Regions from separate parts of the Homo sapiens genome. Here region 2 is linked to region 1. Evidence: chromatin contacts called from ENCODE Hi-C data. All regions are on one chromosome and are shown on one strand. The core of a region is the stretch at or near the end of the contact, and the rest is flanking DNA. Distances in the headings are between cores, read along the strand shown. Region 1 overlaps SHROOM3 (shroom family member 3). Region 2 overlaps LOC105377296 (a long non-coding RNA gene).

Region 1 (5,847 bases), core at 3,310-5,809:
TGACCTCAAATGATCCACCCGCCTCCCAAAGTGCTGGGATTACAGGTGTGAGCCACTGCACCCAGCCTTTACTATCATTTTACAGATAAAAAACCAACATTCAGAGTAGCTAACATGCACCACACTGGTAAGCAGCAGTCGGTAGTAAGCATAACACTTAAAAGTATTTGTTTGTTTAAAATATATAGTATTTGGTGGCTCACACCTGTAATCCCAGCACTTTGGGAGGCCGAGGCAGGCAGATCACAAGGTCAAGAGATTGAGACCATCCTGGCCAACTTGGTGAAACCCTGTCTCTACTAAAAATACAAAAATTAGCTAGGCGTGGTGGCAGGCGCCTGTAATACCAGCTACTTAGGAGGCTGAGGCAGGAGAATCGCTGGAATCCGGGAGGTGGAGGTTGCAGTGAGCCGAGATTGCACCACTGCACTCCAGCCTGGCAACAGAGTGAGACTCCGTCTCAGAAAAAAAAAAAAAAAAAAAAAAATATATATATATATATATGTGTGTGTGTGTATATGTGTATATATATGTATATATATATGTGTATATATATATATAGAGAGAGAGAGAGAGAGAGAAAATTGTGCCTTTAATACATTTTTGGAACTATGAAATGATAAAGAGTGATTCTGTATCAAAGGTGTTATAGAAAGAAATTGAATGGTAGCTATTAGAATTTCTACCAAGGGTCTTTAAGGTCACATTTTAGAAAACAAGGATTTTTTCCATCTATTTAAAAGCATACATCTTTTCATTTTTTCTGTTTTTGTTTTTGCTCTGGGATTTATGCCACTGAAAAAATATTTTCCCCCTCTTCAGCAACTTAATTAGGTTTTTTCCCTTTGTTGTCACTTAGCTGAGTTACATAGTTCTCTCAACAACTAAGCAATTCTATTTGACCATTTATTTATAGTTTCCTTTTTGCTATTTATTTCTTAAATAGGATTATTTTAATTTCTGCTTACCCAAGTTAGAGGAATGAGTCATACCTGCCTGTTCTCTGACAGTTTAAGGGGATACAAAATGGGATGTGTTGAGGCTAAAAGGCATGCCTAGTTCAAATCTAATTTATGGTGCTCATTATTTTTCCAACTTTTCTTAGAATTTTTATAATGAGAACTGTTCTCTCCCACTAGAATGCAATAAAATGGTGCCTCGAAATCCTCTTCCGGGCTGTATGTCATTTAGGTATTTCCCGGGCAAATCCTAGCTGTTGATTTCTCCACTTGTTTTTAATTAAAGTTCACTCTGATGATGCTGTCATGGCCATGACTCCACTGCTGCACCGACAACATTGAAGTCATCATGAAATAGGGCTGACTGATCTTCCTACAACAAATCTTTCCACACGTACACTCATACTGATGCTTTTACCGCCATGGGGACATTACTTTTCAAGCCTGCATTTGAGCTGTGTAAGAGGTATTTAAATCCAAATCAGTTTAATGTTTATTAGTAATGCTTCATTCAGCACTATATCAAAGGTGCATGCACCTTGACCCTTGAGGAATTCAATCCAGGGAAATATATTAGATTGATTTTTGGCATTTTAGAGACAAAATGGACCCTACAGATAAACTAGTTCACATTTTTGGTTTCATAGATAAGTAACTCCTTAGCCTTATATAGTCAGCTAATTGTTTACTTACTACAAATTCAATCTAAAATCAACAGAATAAATTCCTAGAAATCTTATTTTGAACGCAAGGTCACTTTTGTCTTACAAAACTTACTATTTTAGTGTTTCAACATCCCTGCTATTTCTGTTTCCTATACTGCCTTAGATGGTTGTGATTTCAAAAGTTTCAGACATTGTCTAACAATTATCAACATCAATGCTTAAAAAACAATGATTTCTAATATTTTCATGGCATCCTTCAGGTGGACGGTTACCATTTGAACATTTTAATGAAGGCATTCCAACTTTGAAGAGATCATTTTGATCAAGTGCCTTTGTTCACCAGAATAACACACAGACAACTTAGATACCACACTAAATTTAGTTAAGCTCAAAAGCAATCATGTGTCTTTATGTAGGAAAGCAAGTGAGACATGTTCTAGAAAATAAATTGAAAACCCAAAGCTGCAAAACCATCTTTACCTGTTTGTGTACAGCATTTTGATCCTATCATGCATTAGGAACAATAAATATTATACAACATGTCAGCAACTTGGCATAAATATAGCCAGACCATATTTGATATCAACATCCTTTAAAGCACAATCAACCAGTAGCCCCCAAGTATTACAACAGGCTAAAAGTGTTGAAAACATCCTCTTCCAAGGCAGCCAGAGGCTCCAATTCTAATAAATGTCCTTGGCTGCCTGAAGACTGAGATGCTCTACAGGCTTAAGAATACAAGATGCAGTCGGGCACAGTGGCTCACGCCTGTAATCCCAGCACTTTGGGAGGCCGAGGTGGGCGGATCATGAGGTCAGGAGTTTGAGACCAGCCTGGCCAACATAGTGAAACCCCATCTCTACTAAGAGATGGGGTGGCAGGTGCTTGTAATCCCAACTACTCGGGAGGCTGAGGCAGGAGAATCACTTGAACCAGGGGGGCAGAGGTTGCAGTGAGCTGAGATCGCGCCACTGCACTCCAGCCTGGGAGACAGTGCAAGACTCCATCTCAAAAAAAAAAAAAAAAAAAAAAGAATACAAGATGCTTGTTCTCACTCATAAGGGGAGTTGAACAATGAGAACACATGGACACAGGGAGGGGAACATCACACACCAGGACCTTTTGCAGGGTTGGGGGCTGAGGGAGGGATAGTGTTAGGAGAAATACCTAATGTAAATAACGAGTTGATGGGTGCAGCAAACCAACATGGCACATGTATACCTATGTAACAAACCTGCATGTGGGCACATGTGCCCTAGAACTTAAAATATTAAAAAAAAGAAGAAGAAAAGAAAGAATACAAGATGGTGGTCTTATTCCATTACTTTATATGGTCATACTACATAGAAAGTCAGAGGCTTTGATCATAAATCAATCAATAGATGTCCTGTTAGTTGCAAAGTACGGTTTTTTTTTGTTTGTGGGTTTTTGTTTGTTTGTTTGTTTTTGTTTTGAGACAGAGTCTCATTCTCTTGCCCAGGCTGGAGTGCAGTGGCCCAATCTTGGCTCACTGCAACCTCCACCTCCCGGGTTCAAGTGATTCTCCTGCCTCAGCCTCCCAAGTAGCTGGGACTACAGGTGCGTGCGACCACACCCAGCTAATTTTTTGTACTTTTAGGAGAGACAGGGCTTCACCGTGTTAGCCAGGATGGTTTCGATCTCCTGACTTCATGATCCGTTCTCCTCGGCCTTCCAAAGTGCTGGGATTACAGGTGTGAGCCACCACGCCCAGCCAAGTATGTGTTTTTAAAAGATAACTATCTCCAGGAACATGTGGAATCAGAATTAAGTGCCTTTATACCACATTACACTTGGGAAAGCTGCAATGGGTCTATCGATCAGTCCATCTTTAGTACAAATACAGAAAAATAAAATACAATGCAACAATAATGATGACAATAAAAATAATGTATCTTGAGCATTTACTATGTGCTAGTTACATGCATAACTCATTCAATTCTTATAATCACCTTCTAAGAAAAATACTATGACTGTTATCCTCATTTTGAAGATAAGGAAACCGAGGCACCAGGAGGAAAGTGATCTGTCTAAGGTTGCACGGTCACAGAGTGTCAGTGGCAGAGCCAGGATTTTAATCCAGGCAGTCTGGCTCCAGGGTCCACCTTCCTAACTCTTCTGTCGTATTTATACAGTGAGTTCCACTGAAGTATCTGGAGATACATTCACATTTATCATAATGAAAAGTAATTTGTTTTCCTAGGGCTGGACCAAGAGAGATCCAATTTAACACCAACCTATTTCATATAATGAAGTTTATTTATTGTAATTAAATTTAATTTTGCCTACTATATATCAATATATTGCCACTAGTAAGCCCCAGAACTGGGTAATCTTTCAAGATAAAGCAAAAGAATTCTAACGAAAAAAAAAATCAAGAAAATTAACATATGGCTGTATCATTTATTATAAATTTCTGTATTTTAACAGTTTTCAATAGACAAATGCATAGAAAAATGTGGACTTAACTTTATATGTTGTAAGATATAAATACATAAAATCTAGGAGAGAAATCCTTTGTCCAACATTTCTTTTTCCTGTAGGTGATGACCTACAGGACTTTGTAATTTTTTTTTAGTTATTCTTAAAATCATTTGAGTTTTCTTTGTATTAGGAGCAGTACTTATCATAGGGATTGGGATGGTAAGTATTCAATAAATAGTTCATAAAATAAGTCAAGGAAAACAGAGGAGAAAGATTGAAAGGAACGTTCTGTAATTGCTCCTGGATGGCTTCACACTTGGCAAGTATTTGAAAAGCCAGCTTTCCCTTTCCTTGAAGGGGAGTGTTGAAATGTGAAGGCATTTCCTCAACCAACTTCGTTCTTCTGCTCTCTTTATCACCACAAAACAGCTGTGTGTCCACAGAGTGCTGAACCAATCAGCTGAGAAGTGAACCCTTGAATCAACCTGGTTGTTGTTTTTTTGCAGTCACAATCTTTCAAGCATCTGGCCTGAGGACTTTGGGGACTGAATTGTCTGACAATTTGAGAGCTATATATAAAGAAGATAGTCCAGACTAAACCTATAAGAAAGTAGAGGAGTAAGGCTGGGCGCCGTGGCTCACACCTGTAATCCCAGCACTTTGGGAGGCCAAGGTGGATGGATCACCTGAGGTCAGGAGTTCGAGACCAGCCTGGCCACCAACATAGTGAAATCCTGTCTCTACTAAAAATACAAAAAATTAGCTGGGCTTGGTGGCGCACCTGTAGTCCCGGCTACTCAGGAGGCTGACGCAGGAGAATCGCTTGAACCTGGGAGGCGGAGGTTGCAGTGAGCTGAGATCACGCCACTGCACTGCAGCCTGGACGATAAATAAATAAAAAAGAAAGCAAAGGAGTATATTTTCCTTACATAACCTGAGGAAAATAATTTCAATTAACAGGATGGCTAATTTCTTGCTGAAAGAGACAGTCCAGTGGTAGAAGCTCCCAACAGCTGTTATTTAACTCAGTGTTTCTCAGCCTTGGCATTACTGACAATTGGGGCCAGGTAATTCTCTACTGGGGGGCCTTTCCTGTGCATTGCAGGATTTTGGCAGCATCTCTGACCTCTACCCACTAGATGCCAGTAGCACGACCCCCTCCCCACACCACACACAGTTGTGACTACTAAAAATGTCTCCAGATATTGTTAAATGTCCCCTGGAGGGAAATCGCCTCTAGCTGAGAACCACTGATGTAAATTTTTAACTGTCACCAAATTTTATTTCTGTTTTACAGCAAACTATGGGTGGCTAATTTTAAACACTCTGAAAACTTATCTTCCTTCTCAAAGGCATGGGATGGTGCAGAAGTAATTGTGGCTTTTGCCGTTAAAGTAATTGCGAAAACTGTAATTACTTTTGCACCAACCTAATAGATTTTAGAGTAGTATAAAAATACAGACTTTCCACTTTTCCTAGTCCCTGATTCTGTTTGATTTTTGTGGTTGCTTCATGAGGATTCAGTGGCAATCAAAACCAGTAATACTTAAACATGTATTTCTTATCTCAGGTATTTTTACAATATTAACTCCTGAATTCTCACCACTCCCTTTTCTACAGGTGAGATAAGAAAAATACTCGTTTGTTTTCAGTTACAATACAATATAAAAATGTTGTTAATCTGTAAAAGCATCAAATGAGAGCATTTATAAAAATTTCCATATTGCACCTATGGGCAATGAAAACTGGCAGCACCATCAGGAACATTCCAGAGCAATGAC
Region 2 (6,442 bases), core at 58-2,557, 980 kb before region 1:
CAAAAAGAAACCTGGGGGTTCTTTAGCTATCACTCCCCTATTTCCTCACTCCCCCAACCCCAAGCAACCACTAACCTACGTTCTCTATACATTTGCTTATTCTGTATTTTATTTGAATGAAATTGTGTAAAATGTAGTCTTCTGTGACTGGCATATTTCACTTAGGGGATAGGTTTTTTTTTGTTTTTGTTTTCAAGTAAAGAAGTGAGAATGTGAAAAATTTGGAGGGATTTTAATCTCAGTGAAAGGGAAGGCCAGGGGGTCTCATCACAGGAGAAGAGGAGAGGAAAAGGGAGAGGGGAAAGGAGGAGGGGAGGAGAAGAGAGGGAGAGGGGAGGGAAGGAGAAGGGGAGAGGAGGGCAGGAGAGGGGAAGGAGGGAGAGGAGGGGAGGGGAAGACAGGGGAGGAGAGGGGGAGGGGAGGGGAGGGGAGGAGAGGGTGTCTAGGCTAAAAACCATCCTCCAGAAATAAAGGAAAGGAAAAGCCAGAAATAAATCCTGAAGGCTTTATAAGAGCCCGGCTGGGCATGGTGGCTCACACCTGTAATCCCAGCACTTTGAGGGGCTGATGGAGGCGGATCATGAGGTCAAGAGATGGAAACCATCCAGGCTAACATGGTGAAACCCCGTCTCTACTAAAAATACAAAAATTAGCTGTGCGTGGTGGTGGGTGCCTGTAGTCCCAGCTACTTGGGAGGCTGAGGCAGAAGAATTGCTTGAACCCGGGAGGCAGAGGTTGCAGTGAGCCAAGATTGCACCACTGCACTCCAGCCTGGTGAAAGAGAGAGACTCCATCTCAAAAAAAAAAAAAAAAAAAAAAAAAAAAAAAAAAAAAGAAAGAAAACTTGTCTTTTTAAAAAATATATATTCTATATTCTTTATTTTAAAATTTATTTGTATAAAATTGTAGGTTTAAAAGTGAAATTTTGTTACATGCATAGATTGCATGGCAGTCAAGTCAGGGCTTTTAGTGTATCTATCACTCAAATAATGTAATTGTACCCATTAAATAATTTCTCACCATTCATCCCCTTCCCACTTTCTTGCCATTCCAAGTCAAGAGCCCTTAGTTTTAATAATCAACCTGCACCTGGCTGATAGTCAGCTGGTTTGTACAGTTTGGCTATATCAGTGGTTTACACAGCCAAGGTCTGATCTGACTCTCTGTGTCTATGCCTGGCCTGTGGTTAGGAATGATAAATATCACCCTGGATTGGCATAGCTATTTTTCAGGATGTTACCCTTGAGTAAGTCGTTGGTTCTAGTCACCAGCATTGCTCATAACAGGCAAAAAAGCAGAATAATCTAAGGCTCCCTGAGTGCTTAGCGCTAACACATTTGGGGTTATTTGCTTGTACTAAAGAGATTGATCTAAAACCTTCTCTGCAAAGAAGCAGAGCATTTTCAGGTAGCTGAGTACATCATTTTTAAAGGGGTAGCAGGTCTAATTTCTAGGGCTTGGCACTCATCAGAATTAAAAAAAATAAAAGGTCCTTAACAGCATGCCAGGGAGACACAACTTTGGAATTTTTAGTAAAACCACAGAGTAGAGGAGTGTCTGTAAAATATGCAGTATGAGTCAGACACATAGCTAATAGGGATTACTAGACTTCTGGGGACTCCAATAGCATAATACATTGAGAAAACCTTAACTTTCTAATTAGAATATAATTCAGTCTGGAGAGGGTCACTTCACAAAGTGTTGAGGCTGTAATTGAATTAAAGGACAACCTTTGGGAGGCAAACGGCCTGCATCCTTAGTGGGGTGAGCAACAGCAGCAACACTTCCTCATCAGGAAAATGGTCCTTATTCAGCTTTCCAAAATTCCACCCAGAGATTGACTCCTTAAGAGCCTCTGGGGGTTGGGGGGAAAGCAAGCATTTTGTTTGTATAAATTGACATTAGTTAGAATTGGATGAGTAGCTGAGGGCCAAAATGTGGGTGCCTTCAGTGAGACAGTGGGGCATTTCCCAACAAATGTCAGTTTGGAGACCATCCACAGCTGATGGCAGCTCTTCTCCACAATCCAGGCACTCAAGGCCCTATGGCCTCACTGCTCTGCCATCCTCAGAGTGTAGCCCTTGCAGTGGCTGGAGTTCCAGCCTCAAGTTCTCATTTGCTGGGGCAGGATCAAAGAAAAGATGATGAAGGAAGTTCAAAATGCACCTTCGGTCTCAGAAACTGCTATGCGACACTTCTGCTTACATCTTACTGGCCAGATGTAGTTATCAAGCCATATTCAGTTGCAGGAGAGGTTGGAAACCATCAGCTTTATTCTACATGATTCTATACCAGGTAAAATTTGGGGGTGTGATTATGCTGCAGAGACCAGAGAATAAGAATGCTGTTGCAGAATTTTTGCTCCTTAGTTCAGCTAAAACTGGGTTCTTGTCACACAACCAGGAAAGATTAGGCACATGGACACATTGAAGGGTGGGTAGGGTTGAACTTATTAGGAGAGAAAAAGAAAAAAGAAAAACTCTCAGTACAGTGAGAGGGTGTCCTGCTAACAGGCCCCCACCTCACAGATTGATTCCAGGCCACCACACATGACCTGAAGAGGTCAGACTCTTTCCCCCTACAGAAGGCATGAAATTCTCGTGGCTCCACCCCATTCTCCCAGTGCACAGGTGGCTCAGAGATTCTCCAGGGACCCTTCCCCTTATCTGCCTCCTGCATCTATCATTCCCTGCCTAAAGAAGTACACTTAACTGCTATTAGAACAAAGATAAGGATAAGAATGAAGGCTGATCTTAACTGCTTCCTGCTGACAGGGGGCGCTGTTTTGGGAAGGCAGAAGTCAGAGCTCCCTCAGAGGGCTATCTAAGGGTCCCTGGCAAACAGGGCCATCATCTGTGGCTCCAGTTGCATGACTGTTTGGAGTTTGATAGTCTAAAGGTGAGAATAGACAAACCAGGTTATTAGGAAACATATATCAAAATAAAACAAGGGGGGTGGATAAAGTCAGCTCAAGAATCCTGAGGCCTTTTACCAGTTTGCACAGGGAGAGGGAGGCCAAAATCCTGACTGGTAAAAAAGGACTTTTACCCTTTTGCCAGGATGTCAGTCTTCTGGGTTCCATTCCCCAGGCCCAATCCTAAGCCAACCAGTTTAAGGTTTGGGAAATTGAGTTTTCCCAGTTTGGAGGATGCATCTGAGGGGAGTGTCGCATAGTATGGAGACATGATTACCTATCAGTGAAGTGAGGACAGAGGAGGAAGAAGGAAAAAAGGAGGTTTTTTCAAAGGAGTCCCAGGGGTTCAGGATGCATCCGAAAGGGGTAAAGTCTGAAGGTGAATAGCTACTCATCTAGAAAGAAGGGAGCAGGTCTCCCTGGTTCCCTTCTCTTCCTAGCAAATACCCGAGGTACATGAGGGAGAGAAAGTGAGATATTCCTCTTTCTTTCTTCTGTTCTTATATCCCTGAGTCCCAGTGACCATTACAGGGTGCTTGCTACTCATGGGCATCAAAGTGGCTTTCACTCATATTAATGGAAAGGCCTAGGTGGTGGGAATATCCACTCTGACCCATGTACGTCCTACCTCCACTGCTGTCAATAGTATTTGCATTTCCTAGACCTCATTTATGCCATGGATACTAGCATGACCTTTATCCATGAAATGGGAAGCTTGGCTTAATTGGCAGGAATTAGTCACACTCACCTGCACTGTGCCTTTTAACTTCCATTATTGTCTGCCTCCGGACCCCTCAGATCTAGTTTTCTTTCTTAGGGCTTCAACTCAAAGCTTAGAATTGAGTTTGGGACCAAAAATGTGTCTTGGTGGGGGTTGGATGAACTCCTTATTATAATCCAAATGCTAAGGTGAAGCTATGGAATTGAGTTCTCCTCCAACAAGGCAGGTTAAAGGACAACCTGTGACACACCCAGATAACTGGTGGCTATGGTTAAGGAGGCTTGCTAAGATTTGGGTGCATGATGCTTGGCTTTGGTTAGCTTCCTTGCTCTTACCTCCCAAAAAGAAAACCTCCAGGTGATGGTCATCCTATTTTTTCCCATCACCTGGCAAGATTTGCAGGATAATTGCTCAGAATTAGAATATTGATCCAGATTTTTACATTACCCATAAAAGCTATCTATGCTTTTGTTCCTTCTGAGCTGCAGTCAGAGGTCACTGGATTGTTCACGGGAATAAGCAGGGTTAGTCTAAGATGTAGGCAAAAACTTTAAAACAACTAATGAGTCTGGAATTTAATGACAAATGTATGATAAGTTTGGAAACATAATTTCTCTCTCTCCAGTCCTCATTTCTGCTAAAAACAAATCATGATAGGACGGAGTTGTTTGCAAAATAGACTTTAGGCTTATAAGTCTTATACTTGGCCTGATTATTTGTGTACAGTGCAGCAAGAATAATTATTTTTACATAAGCCTTTTAGATTGACTTTGATGGAACTCTGTTTCACAAGGAATCTCAGATAGGACTTTTTAAAGCTGAGCCCATCCATGGGTTTTTGCCATCAAATACCTATGAGCTGGGTAATCCTCTCCTCTTAAGGTCCCAAGATAAACCTGGAGCTCCTGGACCTGTCAGAAAGTGACATTTTTCACTTACCACAGGTCAGGAACCCTGGACAAGGATGGTGTAAACAAGGTATGAGGCCAATTTTCCCAAGGGGCTTTTATCAGCTTTGCAAGAAAGTGGATTCTTGTTGCACTGATGCAAACAATTATATTGCCATAAGTTAAGAATACTTGCAAGTAGTTTCCAAATTCTGGAGAAGCCAGGCAGAGAGAGACAAATATGCCCCAAATTTTGGTCACAGGAGTATAACTTACTCAATTATTAAAGGCCATAAATAGCTCAAAATAAGTTTCCTTGACTCTGAAGAACAAAGCAAGGATCAGCAATGTTCCAAGCAAAAGCAAAAAACATTACTTCAGTTTTCTATTGGTTCAGTCCATCCAGTTAACTCTAGTTTTGCTTGATATTTGTAAACATTTCAGCTCTTCATGAGTCCTGTACATTTTTCCTTTATTCCAACGTCATAATCTCCAAAATTATCAGAAACCTGCATTTGAGAGTACCTGTCAAAGTTCTGTAGCTGATTATAAACCATCTTTTGCAGAGGATCAAAACAGTACAATTTTCTGTGAGTAGCAAAATGTCCAGGGTAGTTACAGCCAGTAACATAATTGACAAAGAAATTTGGTTATCTCTGTGGTTTACAATAACTTAACATAACAACCTTAATTGTGATCAATAGCATATACTCAGACATTAGAATTTTAGAAACCCCATACAATTTTGGAATATATGTTAATATTTTTCACTAAAATATAACCTAAAGAAAATTGAACATCATTTTGGCAATCCCATGTACCTAAACATGCCAGGTAATCCTGTTTACCTCTCTTCTGAATGCTCTAGGGGCCCTCTGTAGCATTAAAAAGCTAGGTGTCAGTAAAGCTAATTTTGAAACTGAAGTTTGATTCTGGGAAGCCTGTTAAATGTTGGAGGTTTACATGGAATACTATGCAGCCATAAAAAAAGATGCATTCATGTCCTTTGCAGGGACATGGATGAAGCAGGAAACCATCATTCTCAGCAAAATATCACATGGACAGAAAACCAAACACCACATGTTCTCACTCATAACTGGGAGTTGAACAATGAGAACACATGGACACAGGGAGGGGAACATCACACATCAGGGCCTGTTGAGGGGTAGGGGGCTGGGGGAGGGATAGCGTTAGGAGAACTACCTAATGTAAATGATGAGTTGATGGGTGCAGCAAATCAACATGGGATAGATACCTATGTAGCAAACCTGCATGTTGTGTACATGTAACCTAGAACTTAAAGTATTATAATAAAAAAATAAAAAAGTTGGAGGTTTAAAACACTTGATGTTATTAGATAGAATTCCGGATTTCCTTAAATTATTTACTTTGCCAAAATGATGACTCAGAAATTTTAAAAAAGCAAAAACATTTTATAACCCTTTACAAATTTTGCTTAAGAGCTGATTAGTGCCTTAAGAGTACCCTGTGTTTTTATTTCAATGCTTAATTTACAGGAAAACTATACAATAACCTTTTGAATTTAGTTAATATGTTCACACACAGAATTTCTTTTGCAAGCTAATTTTTACAATATTTTCACAACTTGTTTGAACTTTCAGCATTATCTTTTCTAATTCAAAACAACCCTTTAGCCCTAGGTAAATATTTACATTTTGACAACATCTACATTGCCAATAATCTTTAAGGCTGTTTTTATTTCTCAAAGATTAAAGTTACATGAACTTAAAGGGTACCACAGCTTTTATCTTCCCTTTAAAAAATATTTGATCCAAGCACTTATTCTTCTTTAAGTCCATTAATTAGAGCTCCTTGTTATAGACATCACACACACAACGGATATCTAACTACACAGACAGGCAGAAGAAAACCCAGTAGCCATCAGATTTTTCATTGCAA

Evidence for each region. Hi-C counts contacts between places; a loop is a spot of excess contacts on that map. Pooled maps may share reads with other maps.
Region 2: a map with no recorded cell type shows a loop between it and region 1 (5-fold over the local background). The contact joins two enhancer-like sites. A Hi-C loop is called at or near these places in 4 of 37 single-sample maps with no recorded cell type and 3 of 50 pooled maps.

Annotation. Positions count from the first base shown.
Region 1 is chr4:76,600,648-76,606,494 of GRCh38, reverse strand. The region is part of intron 2 of SHROOM3 (shroom family member 3); the gene reads right to left. Among named protein-coding and RNA genes, the nearest start is that of MIR548AH, 28 kb to the right of the region's middle. Within about 2 kb of position 4,559, at least 3 of the 41 ENCODE cell types and tissues checked have a DNase peak (open chromatin) inside an H3K27ac peak, as active enhancers do.
Region 2 is chr4:77,574,701-77,581,142 of GRCh38, reverse strand. It overlaps LOC105377296 (a long non-coding RNA gene), which reads left to right. Exons shown (of 7, transcript XR_938912.3): 7 at 1-257. It also overlaps a transcript of CXCL13 not described here. Among named protein-coding and RNA genes, the nearest start is that of CXCL13, 28 kb to the left of the region's middle. Within about 2 kb of position 1,307, at least 4 of the 41 ENCODE cell types and tissues checked have a DNase peak (open chromatin) inside an H3K27ac peak, as active enhancers do.